Linked DNA regions of Mus musculus: regions 1 and 2 are each linked to region 3. A link is a loop called in an ENCODE intact Hi-C map of the cell type or tissue named here. Cell type or tissue: left cerebral cortex. All regions are shown on one strand.

Region 1 (2,500 bases), 150 kb before region 3:
AAGAAATGTATCTCTAATTTTAAATCAAACAACTGTTCGACTTCTAAAAAGTAATCACAAAGCAATGTTTATATGATAATTAAAACAACTATCATTATCTTTGACAAAAGTACTACTGACTGAATTTTTATATATACTTCAGCCCCAAACTACAAGTATATCTTTAAGGACCAGCTAGCATAACTGCACTACGGAGAGGAAAACCTGCTAATAAAGTTTATCACTACAAAATCAGAGTGAGGCTCTACTCCTAAACTTAGGAAAACTAGGGAAGAGTTGAGTTTTTGTCTGGCAACAATTATTGCCAAAGGAATAATTGTGACATACTATTTTAAACAACAGAGCTTTTTAACCCCTTTGATCCTTAAACCCCAAATAATAATTTTTTTTTCATGCAGGGAGGAAATTGGGTTTATTCAAGACCATCCCTGAAGAAGACAAGGGAGGCTCTTTAAGATGCACCTTCCCAAATGCCAGTTAATACCCGGCAGTGTGTTACCCTCATTCAAACGGCATTCCATTGGGAGTGAAGAACATTCTCTAATATATTTCTTCAGACCCTCTAATGCCCCAAAGTTAATTTACAAGAGTTCATGGGCAGAACATTTTACTGACTGGCTTGATACAGCCCTCCCTCCTACGAACCCGAGAACGTAAGCTGATGGCTGAAAGCATCTTTAAATGTTAAGAGATACTACAAATGTTAGTGCCATGGTTACAGCAGACCTTATGTTCATGCACTTATGCAGGATTCTTGTCGAAAACATATTGTGCTTGAATCTCAGACTATCTGTCATTCTTCTAACCTGCATCACAAAATGTCAACATCATTAGATTCTTAAGTGAGGAAGGGGCCTTTTCTAGACTGGAGATAACCAAGTATCATGGTATTCTCCGAACACATACAAGATAAAAGGGGGAGGGGAGCACTATTAAAACATTGAATATCTTCCTCTTTTCTTATCTTTTGTTTTGTTTTTTGAGACAGTTTCTCTCACCCAGAAAGCACTGGCCACCAGGGTGGGCTTGAACTCAAGAGATCCCTGGCTCTGCCTTCTAGAGTGCTGGGATTAAGGCGCCTGGCAACGCGCCCAGCTAGAATAAATGAAAATTTAATAATCACCTGCACCAAGTGAAAAGAATACTGATAGGCAGTCACTGTTTTATTTCAACTTTTTTGAATGCATAACATTAAATAGTCACATCCGTAAGAAATCAATTTGTAGCCATTCTGCTACTTACAGAGAGTAGAGAGATATATTGTTCTGTGTGCATGACTATGAAATAAGCCAAAATCTTTTCCCAAAAAAATCGTGGACAACTTTTCCTTCAAATAATTTTAGCATAAAGAACAAAATACCGTGGCCCTTAGTATTTTCTTAAAGTTTATGAGTGTGAGAATGTTACGAACGGTAAAACCATTACAAGTTATCCGATTAGTGAATACTGCATAAGGGAAATTTACCACTTCAAGTACACTGCCTAAGAAGCGAGCGCTGGATTTTAAACACATGTACACAGTAGTGATAATTCTGCACCGATTTATACTTTTTGAAACGTCTGAGCCAGCGTGACCTTCTTGGAGAAGGAAAATTCAGGCTGTTGCCAAAAGGAGAGATTGACGTGATCTTTAAGATCGTGAATATGGGCTCGGTTAGAAAAACCAAAACGATGGTAAATGTCTAAGATCACCCCGGAGAACAAAAACAGCCCCGATTCCATGTTGTCATCCGCTCGCTCCCTCAGCAGCGCTAGCAGCCTGACATTAAGACCTAGAGGTCCGGGCGTTGGCGTTGCTGGCGTTCTCCACGATTCTCCCAGTGCAAAAAAAAAAAAAAAAAAAAGAAACGTTATAGGCATTTGCCATGAGGACTGTCGCCGGCCCACCTGCGGCCATCTTAAGTTCGGGGGAAACCAAAGGCCCGGGGCACCCAACTCGAAGGCCGGGCATCAACCACAGTCCCGGAGGCTCGAGAGAGGAAGGCACCCCTAAGTCCTCTGCAGGAACCCCGCGTGGAGCTCAATTAACAAAACCTCACCGCGGAGAGGCCCCGCGGCCGGCCGGGTGCCCTCATCAAACATGGCCGCCTAGGGAAGCGCGCCGTCACGTGACGCCCGCGCTCGCCCCGTGCCTCCCTCGGCGCCCGAGGTCTGGATGGCGGCGCGCCCCTCCCCCCGCCGGGCTCCAGCACTCACTCTGGGGGGTAGAGCCGTAGCTCCTCGATTTCTCCTAGGAAGGAAAAGAGCGTCCTCATCTGCTCGCTGGTCACCGCCGACGAGAGGTTCGTCACCTGAATCACCGTCGTAGGGAAGAGGCCGAAGCCTAAGCCCAAGCCGAAGCCGCCGCCGCTGTTCATCCCGGCCTCGCTGCTGCTGCCTTCCCGCTCCCCAACGTCCACGACGCGTCAGCGACGGAGCCTGGGAAGCAGAGGCGCGCGGCCGCGAGCGCGCTCCCGAGAGCTAATCCTCCGCGCCCGGGCACGTCTAGCCGCCCATCGCG
Region 2 (2,500 bases), 100 kb after region 3:
CTACAGGGCCGACCTACCACTTTCAGGGAGGCAAGGTCAGAGTCTTATTAGAAACGTGAGAACTGAGCTGAGTGAGGCAGCTCACACCTGCGCCCCTAAGGCTTGGGAGGCCGAAGCAGGGGAATTACCATGAGTTCCAGGCGAATCTGGCTCCATGGTGAGATGGTGCCTCAAGCAAACAAAATAAAAAAAATATATATATATAAGCAAAACAAGCAGAAACAAATACATAGCAAATACTAAAAGTCGAGAACCCAAAAGATGCCTAAGTTCTCTGCTTCTCTCACTGTGACTGCAACCGAAGACTTGACATTTGAGCTTCTAGTGCAAGACACAAAACTTATATACTAGGCCAGTTGAAACAAAATTTAAAAATATTATCTAAATAATAATATTAACTTTAGAAATTAAATTTTAGAAGGGAAAGAACCCCAAATCTAAGTGGAGCTATGTAAGTAAGTGTGACAGAAGCCGAGAATCACAAAGCTCACTACAAAAGACAAACAGCATTGAAGTGTATCCTGCGGGCCTTGACACACACAGGCAAACTGTCACTTAGTTGTGAGGCAGAGGGTCAAGGTTGACACAGGGCTCTGAGAAAATATTTACCAGAGAGAACATGCTGATTCACTTATCAGTCCAGGAATCTCAAGTATAAAACTTCAAGATATAAGAAAGATCAAATTATATCATGTATGTGATTCAATTTAAAATGTCTTAGCCCTCTTACATTATATTATCTGGATTATAACAGTAAAAAAATCAAATTACAGTCATATGAAACTTTTATCAAAAGAAATCAAATCTGTTTTTATGAAACTTTATAGTACAATTATTTTTAGTGGGTCTTTTCTTAGGTCACAGTATTTATAATTCCATTTACATCTGTATAATTTTTAAAATGAAGAAACAAAAGCAAATGAATAGAAATCTAAGTTTTCCTTTGTAAAACTGCCTTCAGTCTCCAGGCCGGCACCACATGGCGGACGGTGTTGGCTTGTCCTCCAGCCACGGACAGCCCCCAGCGTCCCTGCTTTACGAAGCATTCAGGCCTCGACTCATCAGGAATGCTTTCTGGTTTGGCTCACGTTGCAAGAAATTCTGGAGCATGTCCATGCCGTCCAGGGACCCCCCAGGCTTCAGGATTAGGTTTCTGTATTTCATTCCAACCTAATAAAAGAAAACATCATGCCTAATAACTCACGGGCCCAGCAATCCTCCAGATCCCCAGACACAAGGGAGAGAGAGGTGAGGGCGAGGAAAGGGGCTTCAGCTCTACTCGAGTCTAGACAGTTCTGCTCACGCAGCAGCTCGCTCGCTCCTTCCTTCCTTCCTTCCTTCCTTCCTTCCTTCCTTCCTTCCTTCCTTCCTTCCTTCCTTCCTGTAGTTAAGAGATTTGGAGCTTTAGCCTCAGGCCTGAATTCCCTGTGGAATATTAATTATTGTCTCCTGTCCTTAGATTCTCAGCTGTGAGCTGACAATGAAGGCAGGCAGGGACACCAATCAGCCAAACAGAACACAATTTGCTACTGCCAGTTAGCCCAGTTCCAGTGTGATTCAGAAGGGCTAGCAGAGCAAGTGTTCCCAAGGCTATGGGGCTGCATGTGCTTCGGAGCAGGAACTCGGCTACTGTCAAATGCCTTCAGGTATTTTTATAAGGGGCTCACGAAAAAACAAAACAACCCCCCACAAAGAAACCTAAGCAGCATTCTTGTGGATGGCTAAGTGACAAGTGATTCTGAGGGGTCAGGAGTGGAAGGACAGAAGTTTTGAGAGATGGAAGTCTGGAATTTGAAAACAAACCACAGTTCCTCTGTTTTTATTCACATGAACATCCGAGCAGACATGTTGAAAGAGAACAGCTGCTGCTCAGCGTCACATAAGCACAGCTCAGATCCTTCCACTGCTCTGGTAAGGAGTCCTAATTCTAGATGTGCATATAAAATAAACGGATATTGCTCACGTTTATATTTATTACGTGATCTGACCAATAGGAATGATAATCCTTTGGGGTACAGGAAGAGCTAGAGAATCGCCAGAGATTAAAGTAGTTTCAGTTTGGACTGAAAGCAAGCTGCTGTTGTTGGACCATCAGAGACTTAGCTACTATGTAAAATAAAGCACGAGTGAAATGCACTAAGTTGGACAGCAGCAAACCTAGCTAATACCCTACGAGAGCCATGAAATAAAACTTTGGGGTTGTCTTTGTGCATGGGCAGGAATCACTTAAAACTTACAAATCATCTAGCTGATTCATCCACTCTTTTGATGCTGAGACAGATGTAATCAAAAGTTAGAACGTTTATACCCAAGTACCAGGCAATGGTATTAACTGGAAAAAATTGCAAAACAAAACACACACACAAAAAATCTTAAAACATTTTAGGTACGTTGGTGATTCTGTTATAAGCTGTCATATTCATAGCTATTCTCAGCTGCATGCAGTCCAGTGTGAGCTGCTCACCCCTGATGCAAGCTCACATTTAATAATCTGAATTCT
Region 3 (2,500 bases):
TTAAAAAGAAAGGAATCCAGACGGTAGACGGGGCGAGGGGGAGAAATCAGTTCTACTATTCGGCGGCTAAAATGCCAAGGCACGGGAGAAAGAAGGGAGACGAGTCGGGCAGAGCGAGGTGGACTAAAGTACCGTCGCTTCCGGCCCACGAACTTGGCTCGACGCTTCCCGTAAAAGAAAGAAAAAAAAAGAAAGAAAAGAAATTACCTCTCAGGGTGTCTCAGGGCAGCCGTCCCGAGGCTCGGCTTGACATGGTTCCCTGCCCTTCCTCAGTGGCTCCGGGCCCCGCCGAGGCTCCCGTGAGGACGAGGCGGATGTGGAGCTGCCGCCCGGCCGGCCGCAGCAGTGCGGCTGCTCCGGTGGGGGCTGGGGTGCGGGCTGGCTTCCTGCTCGCGACTTGTGTCAGGAGTTTCCCAGCCCCGGCTCGCTTCTCCGCCGAAGGAAAAAACTTTTCACTCGTGACACCGCCCGGAATTGCCGTGCGAAACTCACTTCCTGCCTGGGTGAAAAGCAGGCTCCAGCTCGGGGCCCGGGAACCCGGAACCCCGGGGTGGCGCGCCGCGCCGCCGAGGGGGAGGGGACGGCGCCCGCCCCGAGCCGCGGAACCTCGCGCGGCCCACGGGGGGCGAGGACGCGGAGCTCGGCCGGCCTGGGCCGCACTAGGCCTCCGCCCCCACAGCCGCGCCGCGCGGGTATTGTCTCGAGTGCGCCGGCCGCGCCCTGCGCCCGCCCGGCCCCCGCCGCTCCGAGCCGGAGCCGACCGGCCGCGCAGGCTGGAAGGCGACCGTCCGTCGGGCGGTCCGACCGGCCGGCCCTGTCTCTGCCACTCGCGCTCGAACCCTCCGGGCTTCCCGCCGCCGTCCCTGCGCTCTCCTCCGTCCTCTTTCCCTGCGGTCGCGGCCGCGGCGGCGCGGTCTCCTCGGGAGCTCGCGGGCCCGCGCCGGGGGCCCAGGCTGCGTCGCGCGCCGCCGCGCCACCTTCACTCTCGAGCGGGAGACGGAGAGGGGAGGCGAGGCGGAGGAGAGAAAGGAGGAGGCGGACCCGGGCCGGGCCGGGGTGGAGGGAGTTTCTGCTTCACAGGCCTCGGCGGCAACAGCGCCACCGCCCCGGCGGCTAAGGGGGCCGAGGCTGCGCGCGGCGGCGGCGGCGGCGACGGGGGCGGGGCGGGCTCCCGCGGGGGCGCCCCAACCGCCCACAGCCAGGCGAAGGCCGGCGCGAGCCAGTCAGCGCGCACGGGGTCTACGCGGTCGACGTCGGCGGCGGGGGGCGCGGGCCGGGGGCCGCGGGCCGGCGGGGAGGCGCGCGGCGGGAGGCCCGCCACCCACCCTCCCGAGGCCCGGGCCGCCGGGCTCCCCTCCGCCCCCCACGACCCCGCGAGGCCTCCGCCGCCCGGGCCGATCGAGTTTCTTTGTACGACCGTAATTGGTGCAAAGAGGTTGTTCGAGTGCAGCCCCGATTTCCAGGCAGCAGGTATCTCTTTCAGCTGCAGCACTCCGACGCCTCTAATGGCACGCTCAGGTTGCAGGAAACCACCGCCGCTGCTCCGTGCAGCTTCTTCCCACGCCGGGCCGGCCTCCGAGCTTGCTGCAAGCGGCGACGCGGCCGGGGGCCCCTCCGAGGAGACAAAGCTGGTGCTGGGAGGCGGGGAGCGTGGCCCGCGAAATTGCCTCAAGACGGTGCCTTTGTTAGAGGAAACATTGGATGCACTCCGAGCGCCGCGAAGCCTTCCAGCCCCTACGCTTTCGGGCGTGCAGTCGTTCAGTCAGTCGCGCTGGCCCTGGTAGTTCTGCCTGGCAGGGTTTGCGTTTATTGCAGAGAGAGACTTAAGCATTCTGTCAACACATATGGCTTAGAAAGCTTCAACCATAACATTGCCGTTTTTACAGTTACTGCTTTAAGTATGTTAGCAGACAGAACATCCTTGTTTTACCCGAGGGAATGGAATAGATTCTGGGCAAACCATCGTCCACCCCCACTCTGCTGTATTAACTATGCACAGGGATGGTAATTAGCCTCTGGGTCCTTCAAGCCACTGGTTCAGTTCTTCCGTCTGTAGCCCAGAGATAATTATTCATCACCAACTTTGAATAAAAAGCTATATGCCTTACAGATGAGTTTTGGCTTGCATCCAAGGGAAAGAGTTCACGAAGTCCACCAAAGAATTATTTACTAAAGTTGAGTTCTACGCCAGAGACAAATACTTGGAATAATTCCAAAGATATTCAAATCATTTTGAATTGAAGTGGAAGCATTTTAACTACACCCAAAACTGCTAGAATTAACTAACACGAGCGTTAGATTCTTAGCCCGTAGAGGACAGTGGTACCAGGGTTTCAGAGCGGTCTCTGAAAAACATTCGATGACAGCCCCGGGAATGGCAGAACTGGTCATTTCATCTTGGGAATCTATTTTATACTAATAGGGATCTTAGCCATTGTATATTTTAAAAACGGTGTATTTGTACAGACTGTTTCAACGGACATGAGAACGTTTTGTTTTA

The links. Hi-C counts contacts between places; a loop is a spot of excess contacts. Peaks named below come from ENCODE experiments on the same cell type or tissue, not always from the same donor. Only the 100,000 strongest peaks of a DNase experiment are listed, where the experiment ranks them.
Region 1: it touches region 3 in a loop (5-fold over the local background); 7 of 42 quality-filtered maps call a loop at or near these places.
Region 2: a loop joins it to region 3, with 2.1 times the contacts of the local background. A loop is called at or near these places in 11 of 42 quality-filtered maps.

Annotation. Positions count from the first base shown.
Region 1 is chr13:103,772,103-103,774,602 of GRCm38, forward strand. It overlaps Srek1 (splicing regulatory glutamine/lysine-rich protein 1), which reads right to left. Exons shown (of 12, transcript NM_001361085.1): 1 at 2,197-2,500. The coding sequence starts at 2,357. Among named protein-coding and RNA genes, the nearest start is that of Srek1, 1.3 kb to the right of the region's middle. In left cerebral cortex, a CTCF peak has its summit at 1,035; DNase peaks (open chromatin) are centred at 2,151 and 2,450; H3K4me3 peaks cover 2,325 bases; H3K27ac peaks cover 1,241 bases.
Region 2 is chr13:104,023,911-104,026,410 of GRCm38, forward strand. Nln (neurolysin (metallopeptidase M3 family)) reads right to left here. Exons shown (of 13, transcript NM_029447.2): 13 at 1-1,170. The coding sequence ends at 1,036. Among named protein-coding and RNA genes, the nearest start is that of Gm30967, 13 kb to the right of the region's middle. In left cerebral cortex, no CTCF peak of the experiment used is centred here; DNase peaks (open chromatin) are centred at 1,538 and 1,860; H3K27ac peaks cover 1,576 bases.
Region 3 is chr13:103,920,039-103,922,538 of GRCm38, forward strand. It overlaps Erbin (Erbb2 interacting protein), which reads right to left and starts at 548. Exons shown (of 26, transcript NM_001289473.1): 1 at 208-548. It overlaps D130037M23Rik, which reads left to right. Exons shown (of 1, transcript XM_006517803.4): 1 at 1-2,500. The coding sequence ends at 1,784. In left cerebral cortex, a CTCF peak has its summit at 1,057; DNase peaks (open chromatin) are centred at 431, 1,051 and 1,724; H3K4me3 peaks cover 2,010 bases; H3K27ac peaks cover 1,649 bases.